6 separate regions of the Homo sapiens genome follow, and regions 1, 3, 4, 5 and 6 are each linked to region 2. The links are chromatin contacts, found by Hi-C or POLR2A ChIA-PET in ENCODE. All regions are on one chromosome and are shown on one strand. The core of a region is the stretch at or near the end of the contact, and the rest is flanking DNA. Distances in the headings are between cores, read along the strand shown. Region 1 holds the start of SLU7 (spliceosome associated SLU7). Region 2 holds the start of CNOT8 (CCR4-NOT transcription complex subunit 8). Region 3 holds the start of GRPEL2 (GrpE like 2, mitochondrial). Region 4 holds the start of FBXO38-DT (FBXO38 divergent transcript). Region 5 holds the start of CSNK1A1 (casein kinase 1 alpha 1). Region 6 holds the start of PWWP2A (PWWP domain containing 2A).

What was found. A loop is a pair of places that touch in the nucleus more often than their neighbours do. ChIA-PET counts read pairs that join two places held with the same protein, here RNA polymerase II (POLR2A). Pooled maps may share reads with other maps.
Region 1: a map of CD8-positive, alpha-beta T cell shows a loop between it and region 2 (13-fold over the local background). The contact joins the promoter of SLU7 here to the promoter of CNOT8 in region 2. A Hi-C loop is called at or near these places in 3 of 168 maps with a recorded cell type or tissue (B cell, CD8-positive, alpha-beta T cell and naive thymus-derived CD4-positive, alpha-beta T cell) and 9 of 50 pooled maps.
Region 3: a loop to region 2 is called in a map of CD4-positive, alpha-beta T cell, with 12 times the contacts of the local background. The contact joins the promoter of GRPEL2 here to the promoter of CNOT8 in region 2. A Hi-C loop is called at or near these places in 1 of 168 maps with a recorded cell type or tissue (CD4-positive, alpha-beta T cell), 1 of 37 single-sample maps with no recorded cell type and 9 of 50 pooled maps.
Region 4: a loop to region 2 is called in a map of CD8-positive, alpha-beta T cell, with 14 times the contacts of the local background. The contact joins the promoter of FBXO38-DT here to the promoter of CNOT8 in region 2. A Hi-C loop is called at or near these places in 3 of 168 maps with a recorded cell type or tissue (CD8-positive, alpha-beta T cell and naive thymus-derived CD4-positive, alpha-beta T cell), 1 of 37 single-sample maps with no recorded cell type and 13 of 50 pooled maps. POLR2A ChIA-PET finds 5 or more read pairs at or near these places in 1 of 52 experiments (activated B cell).
Region 5: a map of CD4-positive, alpha-beta memory T cell shows a loop between it and region 2 (17-fold over the local background). The contact joins the promoter of CSNK1A1 here to the promoter of CNOT8 in region 2. A Hi-C loop is called at or near these places in 1 of 168 maps with a recorded cell type or tissue (CD4-positive, alpha-beta memory T cell), 1 of 37 single-sample maps with no recorded cell type and 8 of 50 pooled maps.
Region 6: a map of B cell shows a loop between it and region 2 (33-fold over the local background). The contact joins the promoter of PWWP2A here to the promoter of CNOT8 in region 2. A Hi-C loop is called at or near these places in 4 of 168 maps with a recorded cell type or tissue (B cell, CD4-positive, alpha-beta T cell and naive thymus-derived CD4-positive, alpha-beta T cell) and 14 of 50 pooled maps.

Annotation. Positions count from the first base shown.
Region 1 is chr5:160,416,944-160,420,966 of GRCh38, forward strand. SLU7 (spliceosome associated SLU7) reads right to left here and starts at 2,138. Exons shown (of 16, transcript NM_006425.5): 1 at 2,080-2,138. RefSeq lists enhancers at 1,850-1,899, 2,350-2,469, 2,480-2,549.
Region 2 is chr5:154,856,903-154,860,782 of GRCh38, forward strand. It overlaps CNOT8 (CCR4-NOT transcription complex subunit 8), which reads left to right and starts at 1,725. Exons shown (of 7, transcript NM_001301073.2): 1 at 1,725-1,866. RefSeq lists enhancers at 519-1,020, 1,021-1,524, 1,400-1,569, 1,525-2,027, 2,531-3,033 and silencers at 1,770-1,869, 1,930-1,989.
Region 3 is chr5:149,342,648-149,346,748 of GRCh38, forward strand. GRPEL2 (GrpE like 2, mitochondrial) reads left to right here and starts at 2,852. Exons shown (of 4, transcript NM_152407.4): 1 at 2,852-2,969. The coding sequence starts at 2,893. It overlaps AFAP1L1 (actin filament associated protein 1 like 1), which reads left to right. Exons shown (of 19, transcript NM_152406.4): 19 at 1-990. RefSeq lists enhancers at 2,535-3,160, 3,161-3,784.
Region 4 is chr5:148,381,993-148,386,477 of GRCh38, forward strand. It overlaps FBXO38-DT (FBXO38 divergent transcript), which reads right to left and starts at 1,858. Exons shown (of 5, transcript NR_105057.1): 1 at 1,507-1,858. It overlaps FBXO38 (F-box protein 38), which reads left to right and starts at 1,966. Exons shown (of 22, transcript NM_205836.3): 1 at 1,966-2,047. RefSeq lists an enhancer at 1,743-1,942.
Region 5 is chr5:149,548,916-149,553,007 of GRCh38, forward strand. CSNK1A1 (casein kinase 1 alpha 1) reads right to left here and starts at 2,524. Exons shown (of 10, transcript NM_001892.6): 1 at 1,927-2,524; 2 at 1,160-1,266. The coding sequence starts at 2,049. It also overlaps a transcript of ARHGEF37 not described here. RefSeq lists enhancers at 586-1,785, 2,032-2,091, 2,222-2,281, 2,312-2,981, 2,681-3,474 and 3 more.
Region 6 is chr5:160,117,415-160,121,463 of GRCh38, forward strand. PWWP2A (PWWP domain containing 2A) reads right to left here and starts at 2,036. Exons shown (of 2, transcript NM_001130864.2): 1 at 1,391-2,036. The coding sequence starts at 1,974. RefSeq lists silencers at 1,032-1,451, 1,572-1,751, 1,852-1,951, 2,112-2,161 and an enhancer at 1,588-2,087.

The DNA of each region.
Region 1 (4,023 bases), core at 888-3,387, 5.6 Mb after region 2:
CTGTTCTCCTGGTAATGAATAAGTTTCACGAGATCTCATGGTTTGATAAAGGGAAACCCGTTTTGCTTGGCTCTCATTCTCTATTGTTGCCGCCATGTGAGAGGTACCTTTCACCATGTTTGTGAGGCCTCCCCAGCCACGTGGAACTGTTAAGTCCAACAAACTTACTTCTTTAGTAAATTGGCAGGTCTGGGCTATGTCTTCATTGGCAATGTGAAAACAGATTAATACAATGTCCTACTGCCCAAGCTTAAAATCCTCCAATGCAGTACCGTCCAAAAATTCAATACAGCACCATCTAAGAGAAATACAATGCTAGTCCCACATGTAATTTTATGTTTTCCAGTAGTCACATTAAAAAAGTAAAAATAAACAGGTAAAATTACTTTTACAAGATTTTATTTAATGTAATATATCCAACATATTATAATTGCAAATTTGAATTAGAAAAAAAACAACTCTGTCTTTAAAAGTTGATATGGGTTTTACACTTATTTAAACTAATCACATTTCCAGTCTCAATAACCACAAGTGGCTAATAACTATCATAACGAATAGTGACACCTGGGTGCGATGGTTCACACCTGTAATCCCAGCACTTTGGGAGGCCGAGGCGGGCGGATCACCTGAGGTAAGGAGTTTGAGACCAGCCTGGCCAACCTGGCGAAACCCCGTCGCTACTAAGCATATACAAAAAAATCAGCCAGGCGTGGTGGCGTGCACCTGTAATCCTAGCTACTCGGGAGGCTGAGACAGGAGAATCACCTGAACCCAGGAGGCCGATATTGCAGTGAGCTGATATTGCGTCACTGCACTCCAGCCTGGGCGACAGAGCTAGACTACGTCTCAAAAAAAAAAAAAAAAAAATGACGCTCCAAAGGATTTTATCATTCGTACTCTAAAAACTGACATCTTTTTAACACACCTACACGGTCCACCATGGTCTGGCACCTGCCTACCTTCCAGCCTCACCATTACAACTATCCCCGCTTCCTTCTCTACTAACTACATAGACCTTCTTGTAGTTCCTCTAGTTCCTCTAACAAACCGTGCTCCCTGTAGACACTGGGCCTTTACACAAGCTCTTTCCCAGTGGAAAGTGCTCAATGCCTGGGGGTCTACGATGCTTCTCAAAGGTGTTCTCTTCTATGTCTGACCTATAGAAAACCTCCACATATATTTGTGTAACATATAAACTGATGGCCTAAATATACTGCGAAGAGAAGCACAACAACGGTAAATTTAATCTTTATTAAAACAGCTACCATTTCTCGAGCCTACCGTGTATCACCTCATCTAATCTTCACAATAAGCCCAGTAGATAGGTCTGATGAACACCATTTTACAGTGAAGAAACAGGTTCTGAGAGGTAAGATCCTCAGCCAAGAACACATTGTAGTAAGAAATAAGGACTTCAAACACAACTCTGACTCCAAAGTCAGTTCTCTAAACCAGTATGTTATACTTGTCCACAGAACATTGGCTTCTGGGCCTAAAATATTAAAAACTAAAACTGAATAAAGTATTATAGTCACCAAGTTGTACGCACTAGTTTCCGTCGCTGTGGAGGGACCTATTTTCTCCAACTAAAAACAGTAATAGCTCCCACTTACTGAGGGCTTACGTAAGACACTGTTTAGCGCTTTACTTACATAGATGTTTTCATTTATACCCGCATGATACCCCACTGAAGTCGGATCATCTCGACTTAACAGGAAAAACTGAAGCTCAAGTAAATTTTTCTGGCGAGGAAATACAGTCTGTCAATTTGGGTACTGGAAGCAGCTTTCCCTGCTCGCAGTCCGGGGATTGCTCAAGGTCTTCGAGGCACCGCCACAAAGGCGACACTCTCATAGTTATCCCGACTGTTTCCCTGAAGACGCAGGCCTGGCCTGGCAGGGCACGAGTGCCATGAATGGGTCTCAGGACAGTGGCTTTTCGGTCCCCCGTCCTCGCTCCCTCAACACCTGAGGGCTCATCACCCCCGTGAAGATATATCCAATAATTAGGAGCCTTCGACTCATTTTCTCAGGTTCCCCAACTCCCCGTCGCCCGCAAGTTCTAACAATATTTTCTTACCCAGCCCCGCCGCAGCTAGCCCCAAGTCCATCCGACAGAATCCAAGCCAATCTCGTAATGTTTACTTCCGGCTTTTCGCCTAATTCCGGCGGCCACTGCGGTAACTTCCGGATGACCGGCACATGCGCACTAATTTCCTGGCGGGGCCGGGGGCGGAGGGGGGCCCTCCAGTGCTCCTGCGCCGTGGGAAACGCGAGAACTCTAGCTGCTGCGTATCGCGCTATTTACCCGGCTTGTGGGGAGTTTCAAGTTGGGCGGCTACTTTTTGGCTTCTATTTAGGAGCTTTCTTTTAGAATCGGAGAATTTTAGGAAGTTAAAAAAAAAAAAAAAAGACCAGAACAGACAAGAGCTTAAGCCTCACCAGGGGACTATGAAATGAATGGGGAAGTTGGTGACGTATCAGCTTAAAAAAAAAAAAAAAGCAGTTAAACTTGGCACTAATTAGTAGCCAGGCTGTGTAACATGCTGGGGATTTGGTGAACAGTGTCTTCCCTCAGATTTACATCAGAGTGCGAAAGACACCGAAACAACTATTCAGATTTAGCAGCTGTGAAAAGTTGCTATGAAAAGAATACCAGGTGCTGTGAGAACATAAGGCATGTTATCATTAGAAAAAAATACGACAATTTCCATTTTGGAGAAACAGTATCTATGCTATCCCATCCCTTCTTTAAAAGTATACATGTGAAATAAAACACTGGAAAATAAACTAATTTTCGTGGTAGAATTTCTTGTGATTTTTTTTTTTCTTTGTGCTTTCTATTCTGGTTGTTCTCCCCCTCCCCCCCATAACGTGTATCCTTTTTGAATGTAAAAGTAAAAGTAGCTACCATTCCTGCCTCAATAAAATAGCCCAACATAATAGAATCTATTTTTTTCGTATTAAGAATTTGCAATACCTGGAGTTTAGGAACATAAATATTAATTTTGCTTTTACAGGGCAGTAGATGAAGAAACAGTGTCAGAGACTAGCGTGAAAGTGAATAGAGTCTATGAATCACTCAGGCTTTGTTTTTTTCCACTTAAAAATATTCCTGAAATTTGCTTAGGAGTGTTAAGGCCTAATTAGCCAAAACCACCAGGAGAGCGCATCTCGAAGAGGAATCAGAAAGCGCAGGACAAGACAGTTGAATCTTTTCTAAGACTTGAGGTCCCTCTGGAGGGTTCTGAGGAAGGTCTAGGAAAGCCGGGATTGGTTCTGGATGGGTTGCTGTTTGTAAAGAAGGATTGGGAGAAACTGATTAGGGACTAAGTGCTGTTATGAGTGAGGGTGGTTTAGCAATTGAGTATTTCCAGTAATAGGAATAGCAAAGCTGGTCTGAGGGCATCATTAGTAAGAAAACAGTGGTTATTCAGAGAGGGTGGTTATGGTTTACAGCTGCTGCATGACCTTAGGAGAAACAATGCTTTCTGTTGGTGAAAAAAAGAAGACATCCTAAGACAAACCTTGCACCTCAAAACCTCTGTAGATAGAGAATCCCCACTTGGAAGCTATAGGTGTTGTGCAGATTTAGTCTTAAAAATTAACACTTTGAGTGCTGATAATATAATATGATGATGTAAAATTTAGGAGATACAGGAGGAAATAAAGGATGGGGATAAAGGAAAAAGAACAGTGAAGGGACAATAAAGGTATGCATATTTTTCTGTCTTTCCTCTTTTCTTCACCTTAAGTTAGGCTCTTTTCTTATAACCTAGTATAATGTCCAGCATTTAATAGGTATTCAATAAATATTTGTGAATGAATGAATCATTCAATCAATATTGGTCCTGAAATGCCAGGGAAAAAGAGATGATGAACTGGCATATATTGAGAACCATGTCTATGTCAGGTATAGTGTCAAGCCTTTCGTGAAAGAGTAATATGGAATCAACTCCTCTCTCTCAGCTGATCTGCAGCTTAAAATGCATATATGGTGAACTGTGGGAAGCGGAGTTTGAAT
Region 2 (3,880 bases), core at 475-2,974:
CTGCCTTGGCCTCCCCAAGTGCTGGGATTACAGGCTCAGTGAGCCACCAATCCCGGCCCCAAATCGACTGTTTTAGGGAGAGCAAACTGAGACATGCCATTTATTGAACGCTCTTTTATATCTTCCTCGGTGCGGGGTGTTTTTCCAATTATTAACTATTTAATCTTCACAAGCTCACGACAGCCATTCGTAACCTAATTTTGCAGATAAGGAGCTAGACACTCATTTGGGGGGGAGAAGAGGAGGACTGGAGTTCAGAAAGTGCATTTGATGCTCTTATCCTGGAGGCTGGAGCTAGTTCACCTCCCTGGAGAACAGCTTTTGGGAATCCCGTTTGAAATTGCCGCTCAAGGCCAGCTCGGCATCCAGCCTAGGAATTGGAGGATTTTGGAGAATCCCCTTAGGGGGAAATGTTTAAAAGTGCAAAGTGAATAGTAGAAGCCCCTCTCCTCGTCACTAGGGGTACATTTGCCGTTTTCTTATCAACAGCCTCTCAAGTACAAGCATCTGGGACAAGAACTAGAACCGTGCTTGGGGCAGCCCCCACGTCCTCTCGGGAACAGGGGTGGAGCGCTGGCGGGAGTGGCTGAGGGCGGCCCGCCGCCGACACTGTGTGCAGGAAGCGGGCGCTTTGTCTGCTCTCCCACCGCGGAGAACACGAGGCGGAGGCGCGCCCCAGCTGGCCACACGCTGCCCAGGGCCGGCGTCGGTCAAGAGCCCTCTCTTCAAGCAGGATTAAGAGGGAACCAAGGGGCTGGCAGAGGGGCCTCAGAAGCTCCTGGGCGAGGCCTGAGCCCGTGGGTCTCGACACTAAAATCTGGCGAGCTCCCTGCGCGTCCGCAAAGATTTTGGAGCTCTGAAGAGCCCGGCGACGCCTGCGCTGGCCAGGCGCCGTGCCCACGGGAGGCGCCGTCCTCTTTGTAACTCGAGCAGACCCTGGCGGGCCAGTTGCTATGGCAATGTTCCTCGCTCTGCTCGGTGAGGCCGGGAGGTAGGCGGGCCTTGGCGGACGTCACCCACATTCGGCTTTGGGGAGCCGCCCCACCCCCAACTAATTGTTTGCCAGAAAGGAACCGTAGGATAGATGCTTTGTGAGACATCTACGGGGCCATGTTAGAACAGAAAGTCGCGACAGCCTCTTTCTCCGTCAGCCTCTTCACAAATCCCTTCGTGCCAACGATTTTAACGGTCCTTCAAAGCCAGGAGGAGGGGGCGTGGTAATTCGAGGGGTTTGTTCGAAGGGCCACGCCCTTTCCTCGGCCTTTGGATTTTTCCAGGCCGCGCCCACGGCGGGGGGGTGGGGGGGGGCGCTAGTTCTAGACCACGCCCCTTCCTTGTTCGCTCGGAAAGAGGACCAAAATGGAGGAGTAAGAATCATGATTAAATTGAGCGAGCGCAACTAATCACGCGAAGAGGGCCGCAGGCGGGCCGTCTTCCGCAAGCGTGCTTCCAGGCCTCCACTCCCCACCTATTCGGCGGCACCCTGTTACTTCTGCTCCTGCGCGCTGCTTCCCGCGACCTCACAGGCAGAGCGAACACGCACGGAGTCGCAGGGGCGCGCAAAGGGGGAGGAGCGGGCGTGACCAGGCGCGCGCGCGCGTCTGGAGTGACTCTAGAGAGCAGGCGAGTCGGGCGGATCGGGTGGGTAGAGTGGTGCCGTCCGGTTGTTTGGTGGGAGGCACGTAAGACCGCTCTGGGCACGGGGGCGCTCACCTCACTGGCTCGTTCGGTTCTAGGAGCAGATCCGGGGTAGAGGGAAAAGAGCTCCGGGCCAGGGGCTGCCGTCGCCGCCGTCGGGGAGTCAGCCCGCCAGCCCGCCAGCTCGTCAGCCCGCCAGCCAGCGCTTCGCGGGCCCTGTCGGTCCCGGTAAGCGGGCCTGCGCTTACCGGAAAGAGGAGCGTAAGATGAAAGAGTGTGAGAGACCATTGGGGGTCTGTAGGGGGAAGGGGAGTGGGGGCGTGTGTAAGGGGCAGGGTGTGTGAGGAGGAGAGGAACCCCAGCAAAGAGTAGTAATAATAATGGCCACCGTCACACGATAATATTCGAGTAATATGTGCGGGGACTTTACAAAGCATCTCATATGCTTCATTTTAACTTCTACTCCAATCCTCCGAGGTGCGTACTGTTATCAAACCCATTTTACAAGATAGGAAAACCGAGGCACGAAATAGATTAAGTGGCTTATGCAAGGACACACGACTACTACGTGGCCTGGCCTGGCTTCGAACTTAGTTATCTTAGTCCTAAGGCCCGTAATTTTAACTTTGCTTTACCAAACAAAAACAGAAGAAGAATGGCGTGTCAGAAGGAGGAGGACTGAGTGTGATTTGAAGTGGAAGGATGATGATAAACGAGAAGAGAATGATGATGGGAGACGGAGTAGTGGGGAGGAGGACCTGAATTTGGAATCTTGCGGGCCTCCCCCTTCTAAATCGCCGCCTCTTCCTTAGTTCTTGCGGCCCCATAACTTTTTCTTGGTGTTCTATGGCTTTATGAATGGAGGAGCCAACTCACAGACCTGGGCCATTCGGGTGGTTTTAAGAAGTTTGAACTGCGGTTCAATCCAGGGCAGTGCCTTGAGACACTGTTTGGAGGTAAGGGAGGGTCAGAGGATCCTCTTAAACGCTGCTGCTATTTATTTCTTCAAACGTGCCACTTCCTTTTCTATCATATCTATGCACGGCAAAGCCTTTGTTCAGTCCTCTAGAATAAGGAAGTGATGTTTATTGTTTCCTTGTACACTTGGGCTTAAACGAACAAAATCAGACTCAACGTTTCTTTTCCCGAGCAAGGCCTTGATTGCTTGCAGAGAAAACTTTCCTGTGGCTTTATCATTAGTTGCCCTTCAGAGCTTTCCTGTGTAAATAAGAAGCTATGTTTTGGAGAAGTTTACACCGTAGATGAACGGGAGCGATCTGAACATACTGCACTGCAGGTCAACACAGAGCAGGGACTTCAGTAATTCATAGGTGTGAGTGTGTTTGTGAAAACCTTTCCTTCTTGCACAGTTTTCTGTGTAGCTCATGTGGGAGTCAAGTTTTTAAGTCAGCCCGTGAGGCAAACATTGTATGTAATAAAAATTAACCCTTAAAAATTCCTAGGAAGGTGCAACGCTTGAGATTAGCATCCTGTTTCTGACTACATCCTGGACGGTTTTTCCTTCAGTTTTGAAACTTGTTACTGTTGCTTTGGTTGTAACCCAGATAAGTAATTAGATTACCTTTAGGGGCTGTGTTGTGCAAATAAGCATATTTGAAAGCCATAGAGTTGTGATGCGCTGTGAGATGCTTGCCCTGAGGAGGCTTAAAAGGAGGAAGACAAACCCCTATCTTAGGCTCATTTTGGAGCATGTGCTTACAAAGTGGAAAGTGGCAGGCAGAATTGCTGGTATGATGATGATGATGATGATGATTTTTTTGAGACGTGCTCTTGCTCAGTCGCTGAGGCTGGAATGCAGTGGCGTAATCACAGCTCACTGCTGCAGCCTTGACTTCCTGGGGCTCAAGTGATCCTCCCAGCTCAGTCTCCTGAGTAGCTGGGACTGCAGGCACACACTACCATGCCTGGCTAAGTTTTTGTACTTTTTGTAGAGACGGGGTCTCACTTTGTTGCCCAGGCTGGTCTCGAACTCCTGGCTCAAGTGATTCTGCAGTCTCAGCCTCTCAAAAGTGCTGGGATTACAGGTGTGAGCCACTGCCCTTATCCTGCTGGTATTTAAGTTGCTATTTTATTTTATTTTTTGGCCAGCATATGCAGTAATTTGACTTGCTAAATTAAATGTGCATAGTGCGATTCCTCTTTAATTTTTGAGTGGCACTACATTCAGGGGCTTGCAAGCTATTGTTTACTTCCCCACAGATCCTAGCTAACTTTGGAGCAA
Region 3 (4,101 bases), core at 1,602-4,101, 5.5 Mb before region 2:
ATGCCTGTAATCCCAGCACTTTGGGAGGCCGAAGCGGGTGGATCACTTGAGGTCAGGAGTTCAAGACCAGCCTGGCCAACATGGCAAAACCCCATCTCTATCAAAAATACAAAAGTTAGCTGGGCACGGTGGCACATGCCGGTAGTCCCAGCTACTTGGGAGGCTGAGGGAGGAGAATCACTTGAACCCGGGAGGTGGAGGTTGCAGTGAGCCGAGATCGCACCACTGCACTCCAGCCTGGGCAATAGCAAGACTCCATCTCAAAAAAAAAAAAATGCCTTATTTGGTTGTGTTTTTTCAAAGTGTAAGCCACAGGTCTAAGCCCAACACTGCCAAGTGTTCAGTCTGTCAGAATTCTACTGTCACTGTTTCCTTATTGCGGGATCTTGCATAGGTTTACCAACCTTTCTGAGCCTCAATTTTCTCATATGTAAAAGAGAATCATAATACCTCCCTAAACCATATCACCCTTTTCATAAGGCCAAAAAGAAAATATAAGTTATTGGTCATGACACATTTGAGTTGGACCTCGGATTAGATAAAAAGATGAAAATACTCCAGCTCTGTCCTCATGGAACTCAGAGACAAGCAGGAAAGAAAATGTGACCCAAATAACTACAGTACAAATAACCCATGTTATGACAAGATTCAGAGTGCTCAAGGAACACTTCCCATTCCCTTAAAAAAAAAAATTAAGGGACTATCCAGTAACTAAGCTGGCAACTCCAAGTGCCCTGGACCCCAGTCACCAATCCATCCTCTCAGTCTGTCAGCTTTCCATCCTAAATCTCTAAAATTCATCCATATCTTCCTATCTTCACTGACACTATCCAACTTAATTAAGTCATTCAACAAATACTTGAGTACCTACTATACTAGATGTCAGAAATCAGTGGTGAACAAGACAGACACCTCATGAAGCTCACATTCTAGTTGGAGGAAAAAACCTTAACAAGGAAGCAAAAGAAATAAAATACTAAGAAACTAAAAGGGTGCTGGACACAGTTACTTTACAGTGGTTAGGAAGGTCTCTCTCTGTTCTTCCAGGACAGAATATAGCCCCATCTTGCCTGGGCTACTGCAACATATTGCCTTCCCTACCTCTTTTCTTACACCTTGCAATCTGCTTCACACAGCAGTCAAAGTGACTCTTTAAACATGAAAGCCTTTGTCACATGTTCCCTGTCAATCTAAAATAATTTAAAAGGTCAGAATCTAGTTTAAAGAGAGTTTATTCAAGCACAAAGGTTGAGGATGGCCTGCCCAGGAAGCACAGAATGGAAAAATATGTCTGTCTTAAAAAAGATGGAAGTCAGTGTTCCAAAGTGTGAAAGGTTGGGTTCAGTGAGGTTTAACAGAATTTCAACATCTTTCTATGCAAGGCTTAATGCACAGTTACAATGATCTGAGTAGTTAAGGTGGTCTTTTTCCTTCAAGAAAGGTACATTTAACATCACATCCTGCAGATGTAACTGTCATGGGGTCAGTTCAGTTCAGGGCACCATCTAGTCTGAGTTAGGTGCAGGACAATAAAGGAGGCTGTCTATTACAAACATCAGTAATTGAGAGGGAAGAAATCTGGTCTCTGCTCTTTCCTAGTCATTACAGAACAAGAACAATGAGGAAGAGAATTAAGCTATAATTCTAAGAAGCAGAACTACAAAACATGCTACATGGACTCAGACCACAGCCACATCTCTCTCAAAGCTTCAAGTATTTGGGAGGTTCCAACAGCTTTTAGGTTTTATTTATTTTCACATTCCATTGCAATCAGAATCAGACTAAATTGCATTCAGCAAAAAAGTTTTTTGAAGCCGGGGGCGGTGGCTCATGCCTGTAATCCCAGCACTTTGGAAGGCTGAGGAAGGCAGATCACCTGAGGTCAGGAGTTCAAGCCCAGCCTAACCAACATGGTGAAACCCTGTCTCTACTAAAAATACAAAAATTAGCCGGGTGTAGTGGGCGCCTGTAATCCCAGCTACTGAGGAGGCTGAGGCAGGAGAATCACTTGAACCTGGGAGGCAGAGGTTGCAGTGAGCCGAGATCGTGCCACTGCACTCCAGCCTGGGTGACAGAGTGAGACTCCATCTCAAAAAAAATAATTTTGAACACCTACATTAGGGCACTGCTCAATGGGAATGAATAGACAATATCTCTGCCTTAAAAGAGCTTATATTTTAGTGAGAGGAAATGAGAAAATACACACTATTTAAAAAAACAATTCAGTCGATAAGAAGGGCATTAGAGAAAAAGACTGGGAGGAGTGATGGGCAATGGTTCAGGCTGCGATGTTTTAAACCGCTCACGTGATCTAGCCCTTCCTAACCACCAGTCCTGTTGCCCTCCCGCCTCAGTATATTTCAGTCCCTTACATGCAATACTCTTCTCTCTTTATTAGGCTTCTGCAGATGTTTCCCTCTGCCTGAACCCTTTCTTCAGCTCAGCTCAAATACCCCCTTCCTCTGGGAAAACTTTCCACAAGGCTAGATTTCTATTCTAGGCTTCCGCGACACCTGCCCCTCACCTTCAAACACCGCTCATATTCTGACTTTACATCCCGCTTGTATCTGTTTATCGCTCATAATATCAAGTAAGCTCCATGCGGGCACAGCTATGATCTGCTTTCTTTGCTGCCGACCCTGCGCCCAGCACGGAGACTGTAGTTACTACTAGGACCTCGCCTACCCGCGGAACACACTGAGAGCCGGAAGTGTTGCCTTAGCTCCGGACGACCGGATGGGGAACGGCGCGGCCCATCGGGCAACCGGAAGCATAGCGTTCCTGTCCGGAAGTCCTGAGAGGGAAACGCCCGCAAAGGCTGGTTTTTAAGCGGGAGCATCTCTTCACTCGCAGCAAGTGCGCGTGCGCTGCCTCTCAGCCCAAATTGGAAACATGGCCGTACGGTCGCTGTGGGCGGGCCGGCTGCGGGTGCAGCGCCTACTGGCCTGGAGTGCCGCGTGGGAGAGCAAGTAAGCATTGCAGGCGGGGAGTCGGGAGCGTGAGGACTCTGAGGGGCTAGCGAGCCAGCCGGGGTGGTTGTGGGCTGGAAGGCGAGAGCTATCTGAGCGTAGGCCAGGGGACCAAGCTTCTCGGCCTCTACGACCGTGCACTCACGGCCCCATTTTACAGACGGGGAAACTGAGGCCATCAGCCGTGCCTCTTTCTTAGGCCGAGGAAGGTAAGGAGATCCGAGGTCATGCATGGCCTGGAAGGTGAGAAGTCTCTTAAGCCCCCAAGGGAGGGATGTACCACTCTCCCGGCCTCTTCTCCCAGCCTGTGGTACCTGTGGGTAAATTTGGGTTCTCTCCCCTCACTCCGTGTGACCTAAGGCCAGTCCTTTCTCCGTTATCCGGGCACTGTTGTACCTGTCAGTAAAAGGAGGCCGCTGAACTTGTTTCTCCAAACGGCCATTGCATCAGCCTTCGGAAGACAAGTTCCATCGGCAGCTTTTATTGGTCGCTTACGAGGCCGACTGCAGAATTATGGGTGGTTCTTTTTATTATTACCCATTTAGTAGTTAAGGAAAGTGAGGTTTAGAAAAGTTGAGTAACTTCCAAACTTAAATATTTGGGAAGTGGTGGAACCCGGGCTGGAAACCAGTCAGGGCGTTGGAATCGGCGCTCTTATTTAATGAGCGATGTTAATTAATTTTCTCAGAGACTGTTGCCCCTACACTGTTTCTTCCTGGGATAGAGAATAAAAATAGTTGAGTACGAGGTAGGGTTGGACCTCTGAATAGTAAAGTAAGCTACGGGAGAATCTGGTAAATGTGCTTAACTACATATGTCACCCTTTTTACCTTAACACACCTGACCCAACATCCTACCCTAGCACCTAAGTGAGAGGTTGCATTCAGGGTTTCGGGACTTGGTTTTGCTTACCGTTCTCAAGTCTTTTTGGCAGCTTGTTGGTGATGTAAGGAAATGACCAGAAGAAAAATGGTTCCTTCTGGTAAGCTGTCTCCCTACTCCAGTTCTGAAGCAGTAGGAATTGAGATTGGCCACAACTCCCCAACCCTATTTCTTGGTCTAAGCTTTGGCCATTTTCCCTTTGAACTGGCCCTGAGAATTTTTTTTTTTTTTTTTTTTTTTTTTTTTTTTT
Region 4 (4,485 bases), core at 608-3,107, 6.5 Mb before region 2:
GTTAAGAATAGCCTTGATATGCATAGCACCTTCTGCAGTTGTGCACTGAACAGGCTCCATAGCCATATGAACCTGTCCTGAGCAAACTCCAACCACTATCCCTGACCAAAACTTCTCTTGAGTATTAGTCATCATTTTAACAAAGGGATTATCTGTTGTTTAGGTACCTAAGGAATTTCAAGGAAGAACACGGGCTGATACTAGAACTCATGGAAGAATGAAAAGAGATACTTTAGAATTTAATTAAAAAGTGGGGATTGAAAATTAAAACAACACAGCGGTTTAAGGTCATTTACTGTAGGGCAAACTTTCCTGCAGCGCTCAGGGACCCCATGATGGTGCCACTGTACAGGAGAAATACTAACTCAGGACCTTTTTAATGAAAACCTGTAACATCAAGGTACAAATAAATCCTAGAGATGAAGGGATACATATAACATGCTCTACCTGAAAATGTTAAAACTAGTTTTGATATCTTATTATATATAACACTCATAGCAGTGAGAAAATATCTTTAACATTTATTACAATGATTTGTGGTAGGAAATTTTCTAAACTTGAGGTAGGAAACCTTTCTTACTCATGAGTATTCATTTCAGGTCCCACTACAGTGCTTTTTACAAAAGGAGGAATGCTAATAAAATGAAAATCATATTCCATTGAATTAAAAATTCAGGCCAATTGTGCTGAAATAAATCTTACTGAATGCCTTCTAAATATGCCATGCCCTGCACTAGAAACTTTCGTAATTCCTATTTATTCTTCAGAATAACCTGGGAAACAGAAAAAGCTAAAGTCTGTTTCCTTTATTAAAGTTTGAATATGAAGAAACCGACAGAAGCAAATAGCATAAAAATTCATTTTTGTCTTCAATTACAGGAAGAATGTAACATGAAAGCTGAGATTACAATGAATAGTACATGAATATGATGAGGTTTTGTTTTGTTTGTCCTACCAGAGCTCCAAATAAAAACACAGATATATGGTTTGACATACGGAATGGGATAGCTAAAACTGTGACTGCCTAAGACAAGCTGAAACCTAAGGTGCCGAACCATATTGGGGAAAGAGGGGAAAAACCAGTAGGTCTGCTATCAATCAAGAAAAGAATAAGAAGAAATGGGATTCCCAAGCCTTCTTCAGCTTTTTCTTCTCCAGCAGAATAGCCTAGTCAATGCTACGTCTTGTCAAATTGTGTCTCACATGGCTTTAATGCACACTAACTTTCCTAAGAAGTATTTGTATCTATTTAAATCTAGGGATTTTAGCCCATATTAATTACATGTATATTAGGGCAAGAACACAGGATGTAAAAGGTAAAAATCTGAATTTCAGTCCATCTGCGAGACATTGTGAAAATCAATTACACTCTCTGAAGACAATTCCTTATCCATTAAACAACAGAAAAGGTGATTAAGTTGATCCTTGCCTACATGTCAGAGTCGTGTAGAGTTTTTAATGACACTCATGTGAAATTCCTTTGGACTGTAAAATACTATTACTTACGTGCAAAGATAATGTCCCGAAATCACAGAAGGGATGACTTAACATTAACATCTTTAACTGCGCCCCCGTCCTTCCTCTCAAAAAAAAAAAGTTCTCTATTTTTAGTTGAATGATTCTGGGAAAATCTCTATTGGAACCTATCGACTTCGCAAATGACAAAGGCGAGGTCCAGAGACTTATCCAAGACCCCAGAGTACCAGTGGAAATCAAGACCAAACCACACGGTGGAGACTGGTTCCGACGTATCAGACTCAGTGCTTCCGGCATGGCGCTTTAGTGTCAGGTGAAAGAACAGCAACCCGCCCCGCTTCTCCACCCCTGACAAGCCTTCCGAAATGCCACGCTGAACATGGCTGCCGCGCTTCGATGCTTCTTCACACACACAATATGGACACGGGTTTGAGGCTCCAGCCCCGGATGACAACACTCCGGAAATATGCGAGCGGCGGCGGAAGCGGAAGTGCCTCAGCGGTAGGGGCCGGGGAAGTGTCTGTAGCGTCCCTCCCTCTCAACCACAATAACAGGCGGAGGGTCGGCGTAGGTGAGGCGGCGGCTGAGTGGGCCTGGGGACCGGGAGCGGGGTGGCAAAGCCCGGAGTGCGTGCGGCAGGGCTGAGGTAGCTGGGTGGGGATTCTGGAACTTCCGACCGCTTAAGCTCGGCCTCTGGCCCCCTTGGGGCCTAGAGCTCCTTGAGAGATCAGGGGTTGAATTTGTAGTTCCTGGCCTTCTAGGCCGTGCTTGCGGGGGTTGCCTGCTTGTCTGAACCTGGCCCCAAAATCCAGCATAAAGAACTCTCTCTGGGCCCCAGTTTCCTCAATGAAATGGGTGAGGGTGTTGGACTGGACAGCTTCTGTGACTGTCTCCCACCCCGGGCGTCACGAATTTCATGATTTTAATGTTAAGTCGGTGTTTCGGCCAGTAAAGTGAAGGAGGTCTGTGTTCAGCGTAGTGAGGAGATGTCCCTGAGCAGGAAGCAGTGAACACATCTTTGGCTGCCACGCCTGAGTATCAGGAGCCCTGAATTCTAGTTTCACCCCTTCCACCTACACACCGTGTGACCTTGTCTAGGTCCATTAGCTTTTCTGTGCTGCAGTTTGCTTATCTGTGTTGGATGCCTTTGATGTCCGTGCCCTAGCTGTGGAAATCAGATTCTTAACTCCCTTTTCATGGAGTCTTTACAGACCTGAAAAGCATATTCTCCCTGCACTCTGCACACCCAGAATTTGACTAAGAGATGTCTACCGTGTTTCTTTGCAGACACCAAGCTGGCCAAGGGCAACTGGTCACTTAGGAAGGTTCCTGTGCAATGAGAAGCTCTGTCCAGAAAACTTTGTTTTATACACCTAAACCAGCAGTGTAAATCACTACAAAGTGAAAAACAGGAGACCTTGATTTTTGTTCCAAAGTTGCTATTAACTTGATGGTTTACTTTGGCCAAATCCCTTCCTCTCTCTGAACTTGAGATTTTTTTATCTGCTAAAGGAAGACGTTGGATTAGGTCACTGGTTTTTAATCCCCTTTCCCATTCCCCCAGCACAAGTGAAGGATAAAATAATAGTTCTATAAAGCCATGATTTTCCCAGGGAAGGAGGAGGTCCAGTCTGGAGGGTATGTATTACATAGGCATAGACTGAAAAAAATCCGCTTGTAATTTTTAACTTTCATTTTGAGAATTAACATTTTAGATTATCTGTAAGCCTTCTTTCCCCTCTTTAAAATATGTGATGCTGTAATTCTGATGTCCTCCTTGGGTAAAGAATGTAGAGTTTTGTGTGCCTCTTTGTTTAAATGGCTGTGTGCCCAGAGGTACACACTTTATATTTAGTCAAACAGATACTAATGCATAGCAGAGGAGAAAAAGGGACAACTAGATTCCAGTAAGATAGGGTGATATAGTGAAGTAAAATTGGTGGTATACTAAAATGAAATAAGGTGGTATAGTGAAATAAAATTAAAAAGGAGTTGAAGACCTGTATCCCTGCTTCACACTGGTACATCCTGCCTCTGTGACTTTGGACAAGCCATCTAACATCTCTAGGCCTCACTTTCCTTATCTGTAAAACGAAGGGTTGAGCTGGATGATTCCTAGGCCTTTTTCAGCACCATCATCCTGTTGGGGGGTTTTTGTTTTGTTTTGTTTGTGTGTGGTTTTTATCTGAGCAGTTTGGTTTATGTGGTGTGGTATTTCTTTAGACAAGAGAGGCTGTCCTGGTCAGTAGATACACAAGATAGTCTATGATGTCAATTAAGGTCTGTGAGGTCAAATTAAGTGATATGCAAGATTACTTTGATATGAGCAAGCTGAAACCAATAGAAACTAAAGAAAGGCATGAGAAACTTGAAGGGCAGGGAAGCCCTTGACCAGATAGGATCATTGAGAATATAGGGAAGTTTCAAGTGAGAGGGGGTATTTTTCACGAGGGTAAAGAAAAGTAATTTGAGTTTGGGATGGGAAGGAGATTTGAATTGACGAGATAGGAGAACACTTTTTGGAAACAACTCTGGTTTAAGAATGTGCTTGCAACACCAAGACAAAAGTAATGCTTCCTGTGGCTAAGGTCAGCTAAGCAGGCAGCCACAGAGTGACTGTAATATACCAAAGGTGGCCATAGACCACTGCATGGGAGCCTAAATTAAATGGACCATAAATCCTAATTGGTGAAGGTAGGGTGTGGTCAGATGCAGTTCTATCAGAGCATCTAGAAGCCTTTCTCCAAGCACTAGGGCATTGCTCTGGAATGCAGGAAGACAACCACAGTGACAGAGGACTGACTTGATGATAGAATGTTTACTGTAACCTGGGAAGTCTGTATCCCAGCCTGAACCTTGACACTATTTAATCTTGGGCAAGTGATTTGTCACCTTATCCTCTCTGGTTCTGTTTGTTCATCTTAAAAATTTGGGATCACTAGATGAGCTTCGATGTCTGTGAATATGAACCCCCTGAAATCGTGTATGTATTTCTGCTTGCATGAGTCT
Region 5 (4,092 bases), core at 1,274-3,773, 5.3 Mb before region 2:
TGTTATTTTAGATTATTGCTGGAAAATAGCTGGGCTTTAAACTATATTTTAGTCTCCATTCCATGAAGAGGATCTTTAATCCCAAAAGTTAAAACATTAAAACCCTCCAAAGTAAAGTTAACCATTTGACAGAACAATGTCTATCTCGTCATCTTTTATCCTCGTTACTGCTATTTGCACTCACCAATATTCCACACCAACAAAGGCCCCAATTTCTCTGATGTGAAGATTTACTGACAAACTCAACAGGTTAAAATTACTTATCAAAGTGTGGCTAAGTGATTAAGATTTTTTTAAATACAACTGATATGAGTAAATTTTAACATAGTTGGTGCTGCTCAAACTGCCTTTGCCACTACCTATACAAATTTAGTCCCGACTGAAACGTGCCAAATATGACCATTCACGAAAAGAAAGAGTAATTAACACTTTTAAAAGAACTACGAAGGATTTTACATAGTGTAATTCAACAATTTCGTGTCACATCTGCTGCAGAGATCACAAACACTGTCACTATGCCATCTCCTTCCTCGAACCTCCACACCGCCTCCTGCAGCTTTATTCTTGGCTTTTCAAAGGTTTAATCCACTCGGGGCTGCTAAAGGAGGAATCAAGGAAGCATAATTTGTGAACTCAAGCTGAGAAAAGGGCAGGAATATGGGGTTGAGTCACGTCGTTCCGCCATTTTCTAAGCGGAGGAGGAAGACATGTTGGAACAAAAACACAACAAAAGAGCAGCCATTTCCCAAGCCAGCTCCAATAGCAACTCGAACTGACACTGCCGGGTCGCTTCGGCACCTTCAAATCCACTTCACTGGACAAACCTAAGTACATCAGAAGTGCCGCCGTAAAAAAGGCAGCAGCCAACCCTTCCGCGTAGGGATCAAAGATGACCTGCACGCATAACTGCAAATGAAAGCCTCGGGAAGAGTGAGAATGACGGAAGCGAAATGGAGCAGTGTAATACAATGAAATAAGTTGGCAAACTGAAATTTACTCAGTAATTGAGATGACTGACTTACAGGAAACCACCAGCTATAGGGAACCCAGGTAACTAAAACACCAAGACCCGGATTCAGCTGGTCTCATTACCTGCCTCTACCCACTTCCCCATTCCGTGCTTCCCTCAGCGGATCGCCTATATGCACCGGGTTCTTACCGTATGTGGGGGATGCCAACCCCACCTTGAAGAATCTTATAGAGCTTGCTCTCGTACAGCAACTGGGGATGCCTGGCCTTCTGAGATTCTAGCTTCACTGCCACTTCCTGCAGGGGAAAGAGGGGATGATGGCATCAACATCCCTACGGATTCAATGTCACTTAGGAAAGGAGGGAGACATTAGCAAAACTCCAAGTCGCGACTACAAGAAGAAGTGAAAAGCTGGAAAGAGAAAGCTCTCGGTAATTATAAAACGAGGCAACCAGCCTCAAAGGCCTCTTCAGGGGGTAGTGACGAAATCCGTACGTCCTCTAAAGTGCAGGAAAATGATTCATCCAGAAAAAAGAGGCAACCTCTGAACGTAGTGAGAGGTTTTTAAGGAACTAGGCGATCGGAAACTGTTCTAATTGGAACAAGAGGCCCAGTAGAATTAAGAATTAAAAAAAAAAAAACATGGGAATCACTGAAAGAGGATTTTGCCGTTTCCACCTTAAAAGACGGTTAAAAAAAAAAAAAGCTCGACTAAGGGACATTTATGGGACGTGTTTAACAAGGTGGGAAACTAGTTCCCCCAACCTTTCTATCGGGTTCTTGACCCTTTTAGGGAGACAGCGGACGAGGTTCGTAAGCCAGGAAAACTAGCTCCCTGGACTCCCTGGCGAGTGCGTGCGATGAGGAGAGGCCCGAGCACTTTGGGGGTGCACGGTGGTGGTGGGGGGAATGAGTAAAAGCGCAGCGTTATCGTGAACCCCACCCCAGATGATTACCTCGCCGTTGGTGATGTTGATCGCCAAATAGATGTCCCCGAAGGAGCCAGACCCGATCTTCCGTACCAGTTTATATTTCCCTCCGACAATGAATTCAGCCTTGGAGCCGCTGCTACTCGCCATCCTGAGAGACGAAGATGGAGGCTGGGGCCAAGCCCCGACACCTCTGGGAAGAGGACGGAGGCCTCGGGGCTCCTACACTAGGCAAGGCTACGGAGGAGGGCGGCAGGAAACGGAACACGGAGGCCTTTACCGGGGTTCGGGGCCCAGAATCAGCAGAGGGGAACCTGATCACCGCCGCTCAGTCAGGTTTCTTTTTGCCAGGCCGCAGTTTGTGAAGGGCTTCTCGGCGGTTACCAGGCTGGGCCACTTGTTTCTCGGCGGCCGCCGCTGCCTCGCTTGCGCGGCGACGTCGCGGGCTGGAAAAGGGGCGCGGTGAGCTAGGGCGGCGATACCGCTGCCACCACTGCCGCCGGCTCCGGCCCAGAGGGACCCCTGTCACTCCGCGGACGACGCCATCTTGTTACTCCAGCTCCAGCCAACACAAAATGCCCCCAGTCCCCGGGAGCCGCTTCTTCACGGCGCAGAGCACTCTGGGAAAGGGATCTCGGGCGCTCGCTCCGAAGGATCGGCAGCGAGAGGGCGGAACCGGATCCGTGAGAGTCGCGGCCCACGCTCCGAGCGTCACCCTGTCACCGCCCAGCTGCGCATGAGCGCTGCAACTCCTGCTGACTGCGCAGGCGTGCCGCGGCCTGTCCTCACCCCCGTCCCGGGCTCTCTTCCACTTCCGGTCGGCGGCGGCTCAGCAGGTGTTACCTGTTACTCGCCTCGGACCCGCCGGGTCTCTGGAAGGCTGAGTGGCCCCCCGGCCTTGATATTGGGAGGAGTCACCTTCATGTTTCGTGGCAGATGAAAGCTTAAGGCCTCCTTAGGAGTTGGGTATTGACCTGTGCTCTTTGAGGCGGTTTTTAACCTTTGATCTTTCTTCTGGCCGTTCCCCCGGACCGGCCTATTCCAACCCAGTTTCTGTTTGGAAAGAGGCTGTCGCCTCTGGTGGAGAGGAAGAGAAAAGCAGCCAGCGTCGAGGAATCTCTCAGGGCTCTCGGTTGTAGCAGAGCCTAGCTAATTACCCTTCATAATTAGAATTGTCCTATCTACTACGGAGTGTTATAGACCCTCTTTCCACAGGAGGGGAAGAAAGAAAGAAGCCGGAATCCCCCTGCCATCCTATGTCTTTGCATTATTGCCTCACTACCACATATGATCTTCAGAAGAAAACCTGGTATGTTGCTCATAATGAAGATTAAGGATAGATGGAATCAACAGAAAATTAATTTAACAAGAGTGAAAAAACTGTTATGTCCCCTCAACCCCACCAAAAAAAAAAAAAAAAAAAAAAAAAAGAATCGTATGTTGGTCTTGTTGAAAACCTCAGTATTAACCTGAACAGAGTAGAGGTAACTATTACAAAATTTAATTGACAACATTTAAAACTACACGGTAATTTTTTTCTTTTTTACAAAAAATCGATCAGAGAATCAAATTTTGACCACGTTTTGTTTTACAAAATTTGACCTGGGAAAATTGGGCTTAGTAATAATAATGTTCACGAAAGAAAACTCCATGGTTGATGCTATCATCTTAAGTCAGACCTCAGTCGTAAAAATTTAAGCTAAGCCTATCCTAAATAAAATTTAATTAAAATAGAAATGGGGGGCGGGCGCAGTGGCTCACGCCTGTAATCCCAGCACTTCGGGAGGCCGGGGCGGGCAGATCACTTGAGGTCAGTTGTTCGAGACCAGCCTGGCCAACATGATGAAACCCCGTATCTACTAAAAATACAAAAATTAGCCGGGTGTGATGGCGCACACTTGTAACCCCAGCTATTCGGGAGTCTGAGAATCGCTTGAACCCGGGAGGCGGAGGTTGCGGTGAGACTAGATCACGCCACTGTACTCCAGCCTGGGCAACAGAGAGACCCTGTCTCAAAAAAAAAATAATTAATTAAATAGAAATGGGAGAAAAATGTGAAGAATTTTAACTGCAACTTTGAAAGGTGGTCAAGTAATTAGTAATAGGGTTCATCTCGGAAGACAACTGAAGAGAGAGGGGAGGAGACTTCCCCTGAAGTTTAGCATGAAGTTTTTAAAGCCCAACCAACACTCA
Region 6 (4,049 bases), core at 786-3,285, 5.3 Mb after region 2:
GAGGCTGAGGCGGGTGGATAACCTGAGGTCAGGATTTCAAGACCAGCCTGGCCAACATGGTGAAATCCCGGCTCTAGTTAAAAAATACAAAAATTAGACCAGCATGGTGGCGCACGCCTGTAGTCCCAGCTACTTGGGAGGCTGAGGCGGGAGAATCGCTTGAACCCAGGAGGCGGAGGTTGCAGTGAGACGATATGGCGCCACTGCACTCCAGCCTGGGTGACAGAGTGAGACTCCGTCTCAAAAAAAAAAAAAAAGATATTTGAGATTAAATAATACAGAATAACTGCTCTCATCTTTCCCCTCAAACACCATACTTCAATATGAAATTTTAAATGGCTTTTTTCCCCAAATGGGAAAGAAGGATTCCTGGGTCTTGATGGGAGAGCAAGCAAGTTTAAGAGTAAAACATACTAATAAGCCATTGCAAACAGGTGAGATACGATCAGAGCGTGTGCTGTTGCAGGAAACAGAATGGAAAGCCGTGAATGGGAGTCTCTGCACTTCATATCTGCAAAAGAAGAGAATAAAAAGGTTAACTCCAGACTTAGAACAGGTTCTCTTCCCCTGTTGAAAGCAGAGCCCAAAAACATTTTAAATCAAAAAATGAAAATGTGGTTAAGCCAAATTTGTAGATGAACTCAACCTTCTTGTCCTTAATACATAAACTGAATCCCAGGTGTTAGAAGTTACTTGAACATTTTTATGCTACACCACCTTGACATTAAAGGATTTTTTAAAAATCTCCAATCTCTTCTTTAAACTTTTCTTAAACTATCATTAAAATTAGCAAAATATGCTTCTCTGTTGAATGGTTAACCTAACGGGAATGACTTCTAACCGTAAGAATTACAGTTAAAAGGTTCATTTTAACAAATGCTCTTCCCCCTGTAAGGAGTGACAGGTAACCTTTTGGGAACCCCAATGTACACACCCCTTTCTCCAATCCCGCTAAAGTTAAACGTTAGAGGACAGACAAGTGCCTCCTCGCAAGCAATGCCCCCCGCCCCCCCGTCCCCCCGTCCAACACTCCGTTCTCTGCAAAAATCCATCTGCATCTTGCATTAACCCACCCGCCCAGTGACGGTGACTCCAGGCCAAGTCGCAGAAGAAGACCAGGCGTGAGGGGTGAGACCTGTGAGCCCATCTGCACCTGCACCCTCCCACCTGGTGGCACACCTGCCCCGCAGGCGCCCACCTGGGGCCGGGACCGCCCTCTCCCGGTCTCGCGCGCCTGCCCCACTCGGAGCGCGCGCCACGCGCCGCGCAGGACCAGAGGGCGGGGCCCCGGGCAGCGGGGAAGCGAGGGCTCGGGGAGAGGGGGCCGCCCGGGCTCACTCCCTCCCTGGGGACCCAGCGGACCGGAGGGTGCTGGGGGCGGGCGCGGTACCTTTTGGACAGATCCATGAGGACCCCGGAGAAGAGCTTCTCCCCGAAGCGGAACGACACGACAAGCGCGTCCTCAATGATGTGGTCCAGCGTGACCCGCACCTCCGAGCCCGGGATCAGTTGCGACACCGTGGAGTCCCCGCCCGCCGGCGGCACGAGCGCCGGGGCTACGGGCTGAGGCAGCGGCGGCTCCTCGCGCTCCTCGGGAGCCGGGGGCTGCTCCGGCGGCGATGCAGGAGAAGGTGGAAGTTCCGGCCCTCCCTGAGGCGCGGCTGCCGCCGACTCCGCCACCCGAACGGACAGTTTCTCCTCAGCCTCCAGCTCCGGCCCCACCGCCTCTGGGCTGCGGGCGAGCTCCCCCGGCGGCGGCGGTGGCGGCGGGAGCGGCGGCTCGTCGGCCTGAGGAGCGGATTGCTGCCCGTCAGTCTCGCCATCCGGCACAGACGCTTCAGTGGCCGTGACCGGGAGGGGGTCAGTGCCGGCCTCACTGCCGGGGATGGGCTCCATCTCCGGCTCGGCCTCGCCGGCGCCCCCCTCCCCGGGGGACGCTGCAGTCGCTGCCGCCTCTGCAGCCACGGCCGCCATTTTCTTCCTAGCTTCTCCCTCCTCCAACTCCGGCTGCAGCGGCGGCGGCGACAGCGCTGCTTGGTTCCCTGGGCCTTCCCCTCCCTCCCGCGAACACTTTCGTCCCGCCCTTTCCCTGATGCTCGTTTCTGGCACCTCGCCATTGGTTGCATTCTACACCCCTCCCGCACTTTTGATATTCCATTGGCCAGGGATGGACGTCTATCATCTAGTCAGTCCATCCTTCCCACGCAGAGTAGGAACTTCTCATTGGCCAGATGTGTTGTCAAGTGTGGAATCTGAGTGGAGGAATAGGGGGCGGAATCAAAGGGGGCGGGGGAAGTCACAAAAGAGGAGCCATATACTCATCGCCTCTTGCTATTGGCTGGAAGAGGAAATAAAGTTTTATGGTTGGCCTACGCTCCTGCCCATTATCAGCCAGGTCTTTGGAGGTGGGAGAAAGGATGGAATCATGTGGCGTGCCACTTCTTTCAAAGGCGGCCGAGGGGAGGAGTAACAAGGGAATGCGGGAGGGGAACCGCTTCCCAAGAATCTCTGCGCAGAGATCCTTAGAATAAATGTTATTTCTAGGCGCGGACTTCTTGCGGCCGCGTGTGGGCACGACAGGCTTCTTTGGGAAAGACAACTAAAGTTTGAAATACAATCCTACAGACACTTTTTGAGTGCCTACTATGCTAGTCACTGCACTAGGTGCTGGGGAATGGAATGTTCAAGACGTTCTCCATAACCTCATAGCAGCGGGCTCCAGCGGCCATGAGGAGTACGAGGAGTATTTTCCTTGACTTCTAGGAGTATGATGAGTATTTTCCTTGACTTCTCTCCACTTCCTAGGAACAAAGCACCTATTTATTAATATTTCAGAAATAGGAAAATGCTCATGAAAGAAGAGAGACACCATCCTCACTGGATTAAACTGATGACTGTTCCAGGAAGGAGTCTTGAGACATTGCTGGACTGATATGTGAACACTGCTTGTTCTCTCCAAATCCACTTGCAAAGTGGACGCACCTGGTCCCTGCTAAAGCCTTTTTCTTTCCTGGCTTCTCCAATGCCACGAGAACAAAAGATCTCTCACTTCAGTGTCCTGACGCCCCTACTTCTCTTACTTCCACATCAAGTCTTTTCGTTTGTCATCTCTGGAAGAATCTACTGAACCTATTTCTCTCAAATGGCACCACAGAGTCAGCCTTTTTTCTGGGAGAATGCCTGCAGGAGAGAGGGTAGAAAAACTGCTAGCAATGAAAGTAAAAAAAATAAAGTCCTGAAGAATAATTACAGCTAGTGTCTTTTGAGTACCATGTACCAGGCACTAATACAAACACTATAGCATATCATCTCAATCCTTAAAATTTTGAGGCACAAAGAGGGTGCCCAAGGTTACTCGGCTGGTAAATTGCATAGTCAGAATTTCAGTTTTACATGGAAAAGACTGAAAATAGCAATAAACAAATATCACCATATGCTCTGCCTATTTCAAACCAAGTGGCTCGTGGGGAAAGGCCAGTAGAAGATCCCAATCAGGGAAGTTTCAGAATATCATTTAAAAATACAGAAAGAAACAAATGTACTTAGTGTTCATTTTGTACCAGAGATTTTCCCAAAACTCTCACTTAAAATCCTGTGACTTAAATCTTCTCCCTTTTTTACAGATGAGGAAGCCAAGCCTTAGCCATGTTAAACATCCTAAGCGGGCCAAGCGCGGTGGCTCAAGCCTGTAATCCCAGCACTTTGGGAGGCCGAGGCAGGCGGACCACCTGAGGTCAGGAGTTTGAGAACAACCTGACCAACATGGTGAAACCCCATCTCTACTAAAAATACAAAATTAGCTGAGCATGGTGGCGCATGCCTGTAATCCCAGCTACTTGGAAACCTGAGGCAAGAGAATTGCTTGAACTCAGGAGGCGGAGGTTGCAGTGAGCCGAGATGTGCCCACTGCACTCCACTCTGGGCAACAAGAGTGAAACTCCGTATCAAAAAAATAAAAATAAAAAGATAATAAGATCTTAAGGGTCATACAGCTAGCTAGCAGCAGATCCTATCTAACCTGGGTCCTTCCAAGTACATGACTTTCACTC